Regions from separate parts of the Mus musculus genome. Here region 1 is linked to region 2. A link is a loop called in an ENCODE intact Hi-C map of the cell type or tissue named here. Cell type or tissue: heart. All regions are shown on one strand.

What was found. Peaks named below come from ENCODE experiments on the same cell type or tissue, not always from the same donor. Only the 100,000 strongest peaks of a DNase experiment are listed, where the experiment ranks them.
Region 1: it touches region 2 in a loop (3-fold over the local background); 2 of 42 quality-filtered maps call a loop at or near these places.

Annotation. Positions count from the first base shown.
Region 1 is chr2:80,035,660-80,043,659 of GRCm38, reverse strand. All of the region lies in intron 2 of Pde1a (phosphodiesterase 1A, calmodulin-dependent), which reads left to right. Among named protein-coding and RNA genes, the nearest start is that of Pde1a, 90 kb to the left of the region's middle. In heart, no CTCF peak of the experiment used is centred here; a DNase peak (open chromatin) is centred at 4,709; H3K4me3 peaks cover 398 bases.
Region 2 is chr2:79,861,870-79,869,869 of GRCm38, reverse strand. Pde1a (phosphodiesterase 1A, calmodulin-dependent) reads left to right here. Exons shown (of 16, transcript NM_001159582.1): 12 at 1,559-1,640; 13 at 4,128-4,248; 14 at 4,645-4,832. Among named protein-coding and RNA genes, the nearest start is that of Ppp1r1c, 160 kb to the right of the region's middle. In heart, a CTCF peak has its summit at 4,373 (motif pointing left); no DNase peak of the experiment used is centred here; H3K27me3 peaks cover 1,401 bases.

The DNA of each region.
Region 1 (8,000 bases), 170 kb before region 2:
AAAGGATCTCAGAGGACAGGTAGCCCAACCCCTTTGTTGGGCTCAAGTTTCTCAAGAAGACACTAACAACACAGGATATTGCAAAGACAACTGCTGCTAGGACTAGGGTTTGAATACATGCTCCTTGACATAAGGGCAAAAATCTTTCTAAAAAAAATAGAGCTTCCACTCAGATCTCAGTAAAAAATATTTATTGGTCAGTACCAATGATTATCACAGGGATCCACAGGGTTTCCTGGGCTAGCTCTTAAAAAGTATTGGGGATGTGAGGGGCAGTGTGTTAATATTTAAGAAGAGTCAGGGGTTAGGAGAAGAAAGAGTGCACCCAGGGGAGATAAGGTGATTCTTCTCCTTTTCTAGAGTTCTCTAGAAAAGGTAGAATGTAGACTAGAAAGAACTCTGACAGGAGGCAGAGCACTTACTCACCACACAGGAGGAGGAAAAACTACTACAACAAAAATAAACATGTGTGGTTCAGGAAAGAAACACCAGGGCTCAAAGTCCATATTTTTAATCTGTTGTGAAATCTATAGCAAGAAATTCAGTTTCAAAAATGACTTACAACATGGAAGCTGTGAAAATCCATCCGTGGAGCATTGGTGAGATCTGTGTTTTTTGTCAGTGATTCCGCTCATTCCCTGAGGTGAGTTCTACTCAGTGGCAGAGGAGCAGAGACCAGGCTAGCGCATCAGGAAGAAGTGGCCCTCTGCCATTTCACTCAGGATGTAATTGACCATGGGATGGTCCCCATGACTGTTGCAAAGTCTGTAGATATGACAAGTAAAAGATATGCTAGTGCTAGCACGGCATCCCTATTTTCCTTTTCTGTTTTGGGGCTTCTGTTCCAGATCTAGGTGATTTTCCAGGAGAGTGCCACTGTGTATCTCACCTTTCATGTTCAATATATCAAGCAAAATGAAAGGTAGGAAATGACTTAACTGAAGCCCTCATACCTTTAGACTTGGTGGAAAGTGGGGCAGCAAAACTTAAAGGTGCAGAGTTCTTTAAGCCAACGTCTGAATACAGTAACACAAGCTAAAGTGCCCTTTGGTCCTTCTTTTCCATTTGTTCCTTCACACTTCCTGAAATATGTAACTTGTGATGTTATATTCCATTAAAATCTGTTTAATGAAATAACAGCACACACTTCTTCCCAGGCTTAATGCAGATAAAGTGACCATTTGCAGATAAATTAATTTTCCATTGTTTGGGTGGGTAGCTGAGTATCCAGTGGCCTTCTAACATTGCATGTCTGGGACTTCAGCATCACAGAGAGCAAACTGTTTACTTGGTTTCCATAGTGATTAAGAGAATACACCATGATGCTTTCAGGGTGCTTCTGGCTGGGACTATCACAAAGGTGGATCCATGTGTTTCAGTAAACACAATAATTAAGACAGATGTCCTCCCTTTTCACCGACTATGACGACCTCTAATCATGCTGCGTCAAGTTGGGTGCATGCATCAGTATGCATCTGTATGCACACATATATGAAAAAGTGTGAGTATATACATAAGCATATATAAGGATATGTGGTGTATATATATATATATATATATATATATATATATATATATATATGTCTATATACACGTATATGTGTGGATGTATAATTTAAAATGCTAAGCAAAGCAAGCTGCATTTAATTTACCACATTAGGAAAAACAAATACTATTTCTGACCTTGGCCCTATTTAAAATCTTAATAAATTGTATTCAGCCTATTTTATAAGAGATTTGGCCTGGTTATTTGTATCACAGCTTTTACTATTTTGTGTAGATGGTTGTGTTAATAAAAGTGATAGACTTTTGTAATTTACTTAACAATGAATGCTTTTCATCTTACTGGATGCTACATTAAACTTGATTGCTAGAAAAAGGCCACTTCTCTTCCCCAAATCAAATTTAAATATTCTCTGGAAAGAATAAATGAAATCATATGCTTTGGGACCCATTGAGATGATTCAGCTTGCGGAGGAGAAGCATGCTGCCTAGCTTAATGACCTGAGTTTAGTCTCCAGGACGTATATGGTAGGAGCAGAGAATCACTGCAATTTATTCTCTGACTTCCATACGTGTTCTTGGCCATGAATGTGTACAGGCATGTGAACATGCATGTACACACACACACACACAATGTATAAATAAAAAGTTGCATTTTTCTCTGTTTTAAGAGAATGTTTAGTTTACAGGCATATTCTCATTGCTTTTGTTGAGATGAATATTGGGCTCAAATGATGTGCTTAACATAAATGCAAGTCTATCCGGACTCCCTTAGTCATTTAAATTTTAAAAATGTAAATTGAATACAATTAAAGTTACATTGGCTTTTCTGTGATCTGTGTGAACAACCTTTAAGTTCTCCGGCTGATGACTGAGTCTTGAGTTTGAGGTAAATAATAATGTGGATTTAGAAGAAACTCAGCTTAATGTTAACTGCCACTATGTTGAGTTGTTTTCATTATGGTCATGAAAAAAAATCATCTCACATTATATTAAAAGGTTTATTTTCTTTCTTTCTTTTTTTTTTTTGTTTTTTTTTTGAGACAGGGTTTCTCTGTATAGTCTTGGCTGTCCTGGAACTCACGTTGTAGATCAGGCTGGCCTCGAACTCAGAAATCCGCCTGTCTCTGCCTCCCAAGTGCTGGGATTAAAGGCATGCGCCACCACCGCCCAGAAAGGTTTATTTTCTATTTGTATGTGTGTGGGTGTTATCCATGCATTCGTGGGTACATATATGTATGTGCCCAGAGTGTGAATGCCTGTAGAGGCCACACTAGAGCACTAGGTTCCCAGAACCTGGAGCTCGAAATGGCTGTGGGTACTGCTAAGAAACTCCCCTGGAAAGGCAGTACGTTCTCTTTACTGCTGAGCCACCACACACGACTCACTTCTATTGGAAAGGTAGATGGACTTAGGAGATATAATAGTATAAACCATTACTGTGGAGACAGAATGCCACTACAAATGCAAAAGTCCCTCCAGGGAAACGTCAAAAGTGTGTTATTGTTTATGTACTTTCGTATGTGACAAAGAAAACCAAGGCATATGGTTATAGTAGAGTGTGCATTGGAGAGGTTTGCCTGTGGGTTTGAGTTTGAATGGTCTCCATACTTAACTTATTGCCATGTAAGAAGTCATGTGAGTTCATGATTGTGTGCTTTTGATGAGGATGGACACACTGATTTTGATGCTTCTCTATCAGTATATGTGCATGAATATATTATGAATATATAATTATCTGGCACCAATGGGAGGGAAGGCCCTTGGTCCTGTGAAGGATCGATGCTCCAGCATAGGGAAGGGAGGTGGGAGAGGGTGGGTGGGTGGGTGGAGAACCATAATAGAGGCAGGGGTGGGGGATGGGATAGGGGGCTTGCAGAGGAGAACCAGAAAGGGGACAATGCAAACAAAATATCCATATATATATATATATATATATATATATATATATATATAATCTTTTCATGTGGAGTTGTATAGGCATCATAATTTCTATGACAGTTTGTTTACAGAAAGAAAATAAGAACAAAAATCTCAAAAGAAACTACAGAATTCGATTAACATTATAACTTCATTTTACAAGAAATGACACTGGAGTCCAGACTGGCAAGACATTTGCCCCAGAGTCACTACAAGACGGGTTGATCGCACACACTTATTTTATCTTTGGTCCATTGCTCTCTCAGCCTGATTTTTACTTCCTGGCATGGATTAGAACTTCTTGATGAAATCAGTAGTTCTTATAAGTCTCATCTCCCTTTGGTGACAGAAAGAAGAAGGTGGTCTTATTTCTCTGAAGTGTTTGCGCATGACTGCAAATAGCTCCCTACCTTTGAGACCTTAGATTCGGCTTTTGTATGGATCATTCAACCAAAACCATGGCTACTCTCTACCTTTCCCTTTATGGCATGCACTTTTAAAACATTATAATCATGCTCTTAGATGGCTCGTTTAATTACATACTAAACCTTGGTTCTGAAATTTAATGACCTCGTCCTGGGCCACCAGGAGCTTAAATAACAATTCAAGAAAGTTTTCAAAATAATTTACCTTGAAGAACTAGAATTTCTGCTCTCTGTAACTTGGGCTTCTGTTCACAGAGTTAACGCCTCAGGTTCTAATGAAATAATGCTCACAAATTGGTTCATGGTTTTCTTTTCCACTTGTTTGTTTTCTCTCTTGTTATAAAATTTAAAATCCCACATACTATAAAATATTATGCACCCGACTATTTGGGTTTATTTATTTACCTGTTTGTTTATTTGTATGTAGATGTGTTTGTGTCTTGTTCTCTCTTTGGTAGTGTTATTTTCATAGTTATAAAGCTGCATTTCAGGACAGCAGCGTCTGGGTACATTTTCACTAATACACTTGAGCAATGCTTGTTTTGCTAACTTCTGGGCTCTGGCCAACACACAGGGACTTCTATCAGTTGACATGGCATCTTCAACCTCTGCCTGAGTGTAGATTATTAGGTTGTGAGTGTCCAAAAAAAACGATGTCTTGTCCCCACACTTCATCCAGTGTGAAAGCAACATTGTAAAATAATTGTAATCTCTTGAAGCAAACCAGCTGTGTAACTTCAGCCCGTCATTCCTCAGTAATTCATACACAGTTCTTACTTTAACAGAACCGACTTGTAGAAGGCACTCACTTGGGACTGCTTAGCCAGCTGTACAACTTTTATTTTGAAGAAAAAAAAGTTGAGCCTCAGAACAGGCTGTTTTAAAGACAGGGAGGGACTTAGCCTTGCCGGCTTGTCCAGCACATGGAGGGAGAGCTCTCATGGCTGCAATAACTTAGTGGGAGCTCCTACCTGGGTGTCGATTGGGCTAGGAAGGTTTCTGTTTGTTTTCTTCTGCTTCTGAGGGTCCTGTGTGTTTCCCTTGTCTGTATCAACGTGACTCTTGGTGGGTTTTGCACACCCTACTCGGTGGGGGAGTGCCCCAACGTGCCTGTCTTATGTGGCCTCTATGGACACACTGCCCAGCTGGCAGAGAACAGGGAAGTTTTCTCCCAGCACCCAAAAAGAGAAAGAGGAAACTACTTTTTCCTTCTGGGATCCTTGCTGCACAATAACTTCCACATTCTCTCCCCCCGGATTTCTGGAGCGCTTTCCAGGAAGAAGTTAAATCTTCATCTTTAAATGGATGAGTATGTCACAATCAGGAAGAAACACCTCCAAAGACCCATCTTTCGGTAAGTCTTGTTGCATCCCAGGTGGCTCCGGGGCTGTCAGCCACAATGGTCTCTCTCCTTCATCTTCAACCCAGAGGAATGTGGCACTAAACAGCAGCAGAGCAGCAAAGGGTGCCTGGAGTTTAACTTCATGCACACTGAAGAAATCCTTTTATTTTCTGCTCCCTGAAGCTCGATACATAAACTCTTTATCAATTCTTCAAAATATGCTTTAAAAACATATTTAGCTGCTCAAGCACATGAGTAACATAGCACTGGAAAAACTTTTGAAACGTTGTGCAATCTCTCCCTGTTGCTCAGTGCCGCTGCACACTCTACTAATTGGCAAATACTGTGCTTGGTTCTTTGAACTGATTATACTCAAGGGCAGGGTTTCTGCGCTATAAACGCTATGTCTTTCTCAAATAATGTGCTCTGAGATAAATTTGAATTTGATAGCTACTGTGCTGGAGTGTATCTCTTCTAGATCCTTTGGGAATATTAGGCAAGCAGTTAGGCAGGAGTGGGTCAAAGAGGAGGACTGTGTAGCATATAGAATGTGTAACCAGGAAAATATGGGCATAGTGTAATAAGTTCGGCTAAAGTTTATTTGGTGTGTGTGTGTGTGTGTGTGTGTGTGTGTGTGTGTGTGTGTCTGTGTGTCTGTGTGTGTGCGTGTGCGCGCGTGTGCGTGTGAATGCTTATTCTCTGGGGCAGCACTGATTTCTAATTATTTTAGCTGGATTGTTTAGTTATCTGTTACATACTTTAGAATTCAACTTTGAGAATAAATGGTTTTTAAATAGGTGGAAAATGAACACATAATTTCTGCTTTTAAGACAAAGGACTTAACCATCAACTTCTTATTATCTTCTTTGAAAATATTGTAAGGATACAGAAAATAGTAAGTGTTAACAATAGCAGATGCTAACTTCAAGCTGTAGCCACTAGTTTTTGATCTAGGGTTAAATTCAGAATAATAGAAATCTATAGAACAGGCCTTATTATTATTTCATCCTGAATATGAGTGGATCTTAAAGAGTGAAATTACATAAAGTCTGTGCATTTTATGCACTAAGTAGATTTTTTTTTTACAGTCTCATTAAAAGAAATAGAATACCTTGGTAATGCATGACACAGTTACAATATAAATCTGTTTTAAAACATTTTGAAGGTAAATTACACTTAAATCCAATATGGACTTAGGTATAATTTATATCTACTTAAATGTGTAGCTGTAAATACTGCAAAGCAACTGCTATAATTGCAACTGTTCATAAATCCAAAATTATCCTCAAAATGCATATTCACCTCAGTGGTCTTCCAACCCTATATAATTAAATAATTTATACAATAATATATTAATATATTATTTTCTACTTTCTCTCAAGTTCATAGTAGTTACAGGAGCTGTACAAACTGGAATCTACTTTTTGTTCAGAAGGCAAGGTGTGTTGGACAGAGGCAGAGCCACCTGGCCATCTTTTCTGTGTATTAATCCCATGTGGGAGTTTGGGGGATGGAGGCAGATGCCCTGGGGCCAAAGCCTCCTTGTATGTTATGTGGTCAGGCTCAGTTATGTGCTCCTTGCTGGTGGGCTTCACCCTATCTATAGCTACAATGTTTAAATACAGAGCACTGGCTCTTTGTTAAAAGTAAGATTTTTCTTTTGTGCCATAATAATTAGAATAAAACATGGTGAATTTAGATATTTTCTTCGTGTTCCTGGTGATCTGGGTGAAGCCTCCTGATTAGTACCAAGAGGTTGTACTTTCGCTTAGGCAGTTGTTTCCAGAAAGTGAAGGAAAGGGATCAAGGTTAGATGTAGCATGAGATCAACAGGCCCGTGGGCACTGCCATTACTGTTACTATGCATGGTGAAGAGCTGAGAGAGGAACATGACAGTTTAGTGTAGTTAGCCATACTTCCTTAGAGCACTTGGGTACCGGCTTCCTCAAAGCTATTTGTAGTTTTAGGCAAGCTGGCAATTGAGGCAAACTCCAGTCTTCAGTAATTTGCCCTATCTTACGGTTCTTCTCTGGGTACCTTGTCCCTTAGACATCGTGTATATTCTGAGTCTCACATTGGAACATTTTTTTTCCAGGCCTAGCTTTTCTTCTTAGAGAACTGTTGCAGATGTTTCTACCTCGGTGTATTTCTGCCTGTTTCTGCACTCCTCAAGGGCTTTGCCTCTGGTGATTAGTCCACTTGGTAAGGGGATCTGTTTCATATGTGCCATTAGGACCACATAAATTTAAAAGAACTTCCATGAATGTGATATCCTAGCTGCTTATAAATAATTCATTAAAAGTTTAGCAAGATAGGTAAGGTATGGAACTTTCATTCTAAAATTCCAAATTTCTTTATGTAGGATGGCTTCTCCTGAATAACTTGTGGTTCCAATCCAGCTGACCTGTACTTCTCTGGCAGACTTTGAGTTCGTTAGAGATATTATCATGTATATGTGAGCATAACACTCAAATGGGAGAACACAACAGGGGGGAATAGTACCCTGGGGAGACATATTGGGGATAAATTATATGATCTTAGAGAAAAGATGCAAAATTAGTTTAAAATTCTTTTTCTTGAGACAGTTAAAGTCAATTTTTAACATCAGCATAATTATTATAGATTTAAGAAAGTAAAAACTGTTCATTAAATAGGAAAAAAAGGTTCTGGAATAATGCACAGTATACTCTGACATCCCATGGCTGGATTAAGAAGAGTCTGACATAACTTAAATCCTGTTTCTAAGAATGTACAGATATTATACAATGAGAATTCTCGAAGTATTTCTCATAGTAAGTCTATCAAATCAT
Region 2 (8,000 bases):
CACTGGACACCAGACCCTCCTGGGGATTGCGATGGGGCTGCTGCTGCTGCCTCAACACCTGTAGGCTCATTCCCAGAACAATAATGCCCAGACCTAGGACATTACAGAGAGCCACTGGGTAACTGAGTGTAGTATTCCACTTTCATCCGTCAATGAAATACGTTTATTAGGTTTAGTGAGTTGTTGACTCTAAAAACTATTTTTTGGTCTCTTAAATAGAGGACTTTCAACAGGATGCACAACTTTCAAGATAAATGTGAAGTAATTGTTATGTAGAATGCTCAGTTTTGACTATTGATTTCATTTTAAGAAAAAAAATCTGTGTCTCCTTCCTTGGGAGAATAAAGACCTTGTAAAGTTGGTCAAGCTTCCACCAAGGTAACACAGTTTCCCTTTCTACATCTCTCCCCTGTCCAAGGTGTTCTGTTTAGTTCTTTCATGGTCTGGCTCAGAGCCCCCCTGCTGCTGACCTGGTACCCATGGCCTTTATTCATTCCAAAAAATAAATAACACTTTGAAATATTTATAAGGAAATTGAATAATTAATGTATTTTTAGCATCCAGTGCTTTTAGCAATAGGAATTTTATATTCTAAATTAATTGAAAGGTACATGAAGCAGAAAAACAACATTAACCTCCCCAACTCCATCCACAGGAAGGCCAGATCTGCATGTCACTGTCAAGTGTTTACGTCTTAGATGAAAATGTGCTAACTGCAGTCTTTAAAATGGAGCTTACACAGAGCAGAACATCAACATGCCTTTTTCAACCCTAATTAATCCTTTTCAGTCTTCCAAAGAACCATATAATATAGAAATAGGCCTATTGAGTGGTATCCTGTTAGAGTGTTCTTAGGCTATACATAGCAGATATTTAACAATAACATCAGCCAAATGCAAATATTATAGTGTCAGTCAAGGACAATTGTATTGTAAATACCAAATAAATGTCTGTCTTTAATATTATTCTTCTGATATAGGCTATAGTCTGTCATTTCTATTTTAAACAATGATAGTGCCATTAGTATTTTAATGTAAACTCTTAAGGATATTGTTATTCAGTAATTAACCACTGATGATATTCTTGAACTGTATTCTAGACCTATGATAAAAACATTATTTGTAGTGGGATATTTAATAAATCTTAGTCGATGAGAAGAAAGAGATTTCAAAATACTCATGCATATTTCATTTGAAAGAGCAGTCCAACAAAAAAAATCTTGCTTTTTAAAGCTTTGTGAAGCAAAATCTAAAAAAATGAAGAAAAATCCATAAGCTTGGTGGTCAATTAATCTCCCAATAATGCATTGAAGTGACTATAGGGTCTTCAGAAAACTGAAATGTTTTTCACTTTAGAGTCAGTGGGTTGGGATACTACAAAGATATTTAGAGATGCACTAGCACTAGAAAATTCCTTAGGAGAAAATAGACTTTAATGAAATAACTGTGTAGGTATTACTGCTTTAAAGAAATGTGGTTGTTTTAAGTCACTATATCTAGACTACACATTTTCTTAAGTTCTCCAGCTTGATTCCAGTGATTCACCTTTCTTTCCCCAGGGAGACAAAGAAGCTGAATTAGGGCTTCCATTTTCTCCACTTTGTGATCGGAAGTCAACAATGGTTGCCCAGTCGCAAATAGGTAATTTTGAAGAATGGTGGCCCCGAAAAGTGGGTGGGACTTGTTGGTGTTCAAATGCAGGTACTATGTAGTTCAAAGTCTTCCAGACCAACCTCACTCTACACTCAGGATAAGCTTTGGCTTCAGGCTGATCTAGCTAATGCTGAAGGAAAAATCAATGAAGTATTTTTACAAAATGCATTCAATAAACCACTACTGCTGGCCAAGGTCAGGTGTTTCCAGGTTCTTGTCTTCTTAGCCAAGGAGTTAAATTAAAAGCCCATACAAAATTTTCAGGAATAGCAAGGGAATTAAATTTAAAGGAAAGCAATAGATCTCCCTGACCAGGGACCCATGTTACAGCCCAGAGTCTCTTGATGTCTTCTGAAGGAAGGGGAGGCCAGGTTCTAAGGGATATACTTACAGCAGCTCTATATTCTGATTGCTAGATTAGACCACATGGTCATTCTCCTACCACGTAGCCCACTTCCTAGAATGCTTCTGATGGAATAGAAACTATTCTAGCTTTGACTATTGTTAGGGAAGTGGAATCCTATCATTATCTTTAGAGGGCTATAGATGTAACAGGATGCAGGTGGCAGTCTATGGTTGTTAGATGAACTGTATAAAGAGGGATATGTGTATGCACGGAGCATACAAGGAGCTAGACTGCCAAGAGCAGTACTGACAAGAGGGATGTGTAACACAACCAGCTGAGTCCCAGGTTACTAAACTATTTCCTATGCTTGCCCATCTCTGATAATATTCCGACAGCCAGCCTCCCCCTTACGGAACCATGTGATGTATGAATCTGTATCCCTTCTCCAGACATGGGCTCTGGTGTAGCTATTACAGAGCTTCAGGACAGTAGGAAAGTGGCTGGCTATAACCCTTTCCCCTCCCAGACAACTTCCAAACACTGTTCAGCCAATAAAACAGCATCTGGTGTTTATCACCATTCAGAAAGTGTGGATGTTGTAAACTCAGAATCTCATCAAGCAAGCTGGGCTGATTCGGTGGCTAGTGGCTCTGATACACATTCCTCTTAGTGAAAGAGGTACGGACTCACTGGACAGTCTACCTGCTCTAGTGAGTTAAAAGTCTAGGGGAACAGTTAACTTCACTTTGAATTCAAGTATTAAGATACAAGATTATTGTAGGATTTTTTGTAAATTTTGAGATGTGTCCCAACATATACTTGAGAAGTGTCAAGCATATACGACTTTGGGCAAGCATTCAATGGATAATTTGCATGTATGTCACTTCCAGACCCTTCTTTTCTTGTATTTAGATGTTAGTATCTATTTCCAGTGGGTTCAAGGCAGAAGCTCCTAATAGCTCTTGGGGCCACAAGGTTTTGCAGTCCCAGAGCTTAAAATGGTTATTGTTTTTAATCCCCCTTTCCTCACTACTAAGAAGCAAACACATCCATGGTCAGGGCTCTGCTCTTTGCCTGTCACTCTCCATCTTGATGAGCACTTTAAATCTAAGTCAGCACTCAATGCTGACATCTCAAAGTGGTGGGATTAGTGCTGTCGCCTGGAGATTGTAGTGTCCTCTCTGCTGGCTCGGCAGCATATGCCCACACTTTGTGAACGAATGCTTTACATCCAGAGAATAATAAACAGCAATTTGAAATAAGGATGTGCTGATAAATCACTCTGATGCAGTCAGGAAAAAAAATAGGATAAAATAAAAGTGGCTGTCCTTCTGTGGCCTGAGGGTTGGGGACTTTTAATTATCTGGTCTTCTTAGAGTTTAGATAGAATTTATTTTTTTCTGGTGTGCATAACATTCAACAACCAAAAACCAAACGAAGACCATTCATAAGAGTAATGTCCTCTCACTGAGAAGAAAAGACATTCTTTTTTTTTCCTTTTTCCAATTTTTTATTAGGTATTTTCTTCATTTACATTTAAAATGCTATCCCGAAAGTTCCCTATACCCCCCCCCCCCACTCCCCTACTCACTCACTCCCACTTCTTGGCCCTTGCGTTCCCCTGTACTGGGGCATATAATGTTTGCAAGACCAAGGGGCCTCTCTTTCCAATGATGGCCAACTAGGCCATCTTCTGCTACATATGCAACTAGAGACACGAGCTCTGGGGGTACTGGTTAGTTCATATTGATGTTCCACCTATAGGGTTGCAGACCCCTTCAGCTCTTGGGTGCTTTCTCTAGCTCCTCCATTGGGGGCCCTAAGAAAAGACATTCTTGATCATTAGAACTGGCTCAAGAGCTAGGACAGCATAAGGCGTAAAATGTCAGATAGGAAAGATCACATCCTTGGGCTAAGGAAGTCTAGTTTATCAGCTCTCACTACTGAATGCATTATTACCCAAAGTAGCTGCCTCTGAAGGTTGTTACTGTCCACAGCTTAGCCAGTTCTCTAGTGAGCACTTGTTTTTCTGCATGTGTACCAGAAAGTCCTCACTGTGGCTTACCGTGTGGTTTAGGAAACTGTGATTCTTGATTGGATCTCCCATTCTGTGTGCTTTGCTTTTTTAGGTTTCATTGATTTCATAGTGGAGCCAACGTTTTCTCTCCTGACGGACTCAACAGAGAAAATTGTCATTCCTCTTATAGAGGAAGCTTCAAAGTCACAGTCTTCAAACTACGGGGCAAGCAGGTATAATAGGTCTTCGTTTGCATATATTAAAGGTTTTACCCAGTAATTATTCTTTTCCTCAAAGGTAGGCCTGCAGTTCTTGCAGTAATTATTAGGTAGTACTGCCATCTAGTGTCTATATACTGTAGTGCACTCCCTTTGCAACTGATCATGGTCCACAAATGGTGTATGGATGGGAGGGGAGGTGGGAGGAAGGAACTGGGAGGAGTGAGTAGAAGCCACATCATAGTCAGAATACACTCCATGTGGGAAAGAGGACGGGGGTTGTGTTAAGCACCTGCCACGTGTTACATCTGGGCCCATGTGACTGTTGTTTAATGGGTCTATAAACCTGTCTCGTATGGTCTCTTGACCTAGTTGTCTTTTTTTTTTTTTTTTTTTCGTTGTCAATGGTAGCTCGTCCACCATGATTGGGTTCCATGTTGCTGACTCTCTGAGGCGGTCAAATACAAAAGGCTCCGTGTGTGATGGGAGCTATGCCCCAGACTACTCGCTCTCAGCTGTGGATCTGAAGAGTTTCAAAAACAACCTGGTGGACATCATTCAGCAGAACAAAGAGAGGTGGAAAGAGTTGGCTGCCCAAGGTACAGTTGTTGATGATGCTACCATTAAGGAGTCGCTAATTCCTTAATAATTTGTGCTTTCTTCCACTTGATGTGCTTCTTTTATAAAACACACAAACTCTTGCTGGTTTCTGAAATTGATCATTCATGAGACAGTTGGTCCCATTGCTAGCTAAGAAAGGATACTCCTGCTTATGTCACTTGAGCTGCAGATGTGTGTGCTGATGGATGGTGGCCATGCAGATGTGAAATAAGGGATAGTAACATGATGACAAACTCTGTAAGAACCCCTGTGCTTTGTCACTGGTACTTGCAAGCCTGTGCCAGCACCAAGCAAAGCCACTAGCTCTTGCTGTATCTATCTGAGTGTCTAGCATTTTAGTCAAAAGTAAAAGTTTGGGGCTGGAAAGATGGCTTTGTAGTTAAGAGTACTTGCTGCTCTTGCTGAGGCCCCAGATTTTGTTCCAAGCACCCATGATAAGCACCAGCCCCAGGATCTCTCTTGGTCCCTGTAGACAACTGCAGATACATTTACACACACACACACACACACACACACACACACACACACACACGCGCGCGCGCGCGCGCGCGTAATTGCAGTGGATAATTTTAAATGAATAAAAGCATTATGAACTATTGGGTATCCAGAGTAGAAACCACTGTGTGCATTGGCTGTTAAAGGTACTGTGGTTTCATAATGAGAGGAAACTGAGTAGACCTGCTTCAGTCTTCAGGAAGGTCAGTGATGCTAAACATGAGCAGGAGTGTAGTTGAAATAGGGATGTGCAGAAAGCCTTCACAAAGAAAGTGATGGTGTAGATAAATAGAAGAGGATAGGGGAAAGAGGGCTAGGGAGCAGCCTGCCATGGAAGATCAGACCTTTTCCAACAGATGCATGGAATAGCCATGTACAAACTAGGAGTTTTAGCTTGCCTCCCACACAAGAAACAGGGAAGCCTGTGAAAAAGGGGAGAAAGGGGGCAGGTTGGAACTCTGCAGGCATAGTGTAGGGGAATGTAGTTCCAGATGTAGATGACCAGGCCATTTATTTGGTCCCCCAAAAGGAAAGCCAAATGTAGGGTTATCTCTCAGACGACATGTAAGTGATTTCAACTAACATCTAACAATGATTTCTCTGACTACATAGCAGAAAATGTTATTTCGTTTGGGTTGCAAAAATGTCACCCAGGTTCAGAAATGAGGCAGTTTTATGCCATCTAGGAGAAAGATGAAAGTGTAGACTAAACTCCAAACTGTGAAACAAAAGAGAGAGACCTGCACCAGTATGTGTGCAACAGCATGAGCAAGAAGTTAGACTTTAGATGTCTGAAAGGAGACTTTCTATGCATATGATGCTGGTTTCAATATGCTTAGTCTAGGGAGTGGCACTATTAGGAAGTATGGACTTGTTGGAGTGGGTGTGGTCTTGCTGGAGTAAGTGTGTCACTGTGGGAGTGGGTTTTGAAAGAGCTTCTTCCTAGCTGACTGTGGATGCCAGTCTCTCTCCTGGCTGCAGTCAGATCAAGATGTAGAACTCTCAGTTTCTCCTGCACCATATCTGCCTGGATTCTGGATACTCCCTGCCTTGATGATAATGGACTGATCCTCTGAACCTGCAAGCCAGCCCCAGTTAAATGTTGTCCTTTATACAAGTTGCCTTGGTCATGGTGTCTCATCACAGTAATGGAAACCCTAATTAAGACACATATTTATAAAATGCATAGGTGCTAAAGATGATCGTGATACGGAGTATACAATACATACATGTGTATGCATATGACTTTAAACATTGTAAACTCTACATCCCTCCTTGTATCAAATCCTGTCTGTTCTCCTTCCAACACATCCTAAATCTGACCTCTTCATGCTTATTCTCTTGTATGCATGGAATCTATATGTACGTATATAACATACACACATAATTGTATGTTGGGTTTTCTACTGCTATGATTAAACACTGTGATTGAGACAACTTATAAAAGAAGGCTTTGATTTGGTTTATAGTTTCAGAGGTTAGAGTTCACAAAGGAACAGTTGAAAGCTCACATCTTGATCTATAACCATAAACAGAGAGAGGGCAGTGGGAATTGTGTGGGCTTTTGAGACTTCAAATCTCACTCCAGGGAGACATCTCTTCTGACAAGCCTACACCTCCTAGTCCTTTCTAAACAGGTTCACCAACATGGGACCAAGAATATGAGATGTTCTCACTTATATGAATATGTCTCACAATAACAAATGAAAATAGGAAACATGAAAACAGAAAGATGTCTGCTCGATAGTCAGTAACTGTCAGTTTATATGGCCATGCTAATCTGCTATGGACTACCAAACAACCTTCAGTCCCTGAAGTGAGAGTGTGTTTCTTATCTGAGATGGGATGCAAACATGAAGGTGATACAGTGTCTACTGAAGCTATATGAGAATCCCAAGGTGTCACCACCATCTCAGCACTCCTCACACCCGAGCTCATCTTCAGATGTGCAGAGCATCGTGCTAATCATTGTCAGGGGAAAGGTGTAAATCCTTTGTCCCACTGTGTGAAGAAAGCTCACTGTAATAAAGTGAGTTTGTAGTTAAAATGCTCCCTAAAAGAGCACTTTCACTCAGGAGAGCCTTCTCCAAGGGAGCTGAATATAACTGTCTAGAATTGGTGTATGTAGATTTTGTTTGATACCAGGCTTTTAAAAATACAAATGCTTTCTAATATTCTAGAATGTCCAGTTTGGGTTAGATTTATTCATCTAGACTGAAGAATATGTCCTTACCATCAATCTGTTATTTCTTAGGCCTCTATCTTTTCTCCACTATTCAGTAGTTAACAGGTTTCAGGAAGATATGTTACAATTCTTGCAGTGAGGTGGGCATTTGAAAACAGCAAGAAGAGTATGTATGAATTTTGTATCCCACTACCTTGCTAGATATTTTGTCAGAGGTAGGAGAAGCGTTTATGACCCTTAATGGGTAAAAGTCCTATCGATTTCTTCCTGTCCTAATTGTATCGCCTTTATCTCCTTCTCATGTCTAATAGGTCTAGCTGAGATTGTATTTTATTTTTCAAGACAGGGTTTCTCTGTATAGCCCTGGCTGTCCTGGAACTCACTTTGTAGACCAGGCTGGCCTCGAACTCAGAAATCTGCCTGCTTCTGCCCCCTGAGTGCTGGGATTAAAGGTGTGCGCCACCAC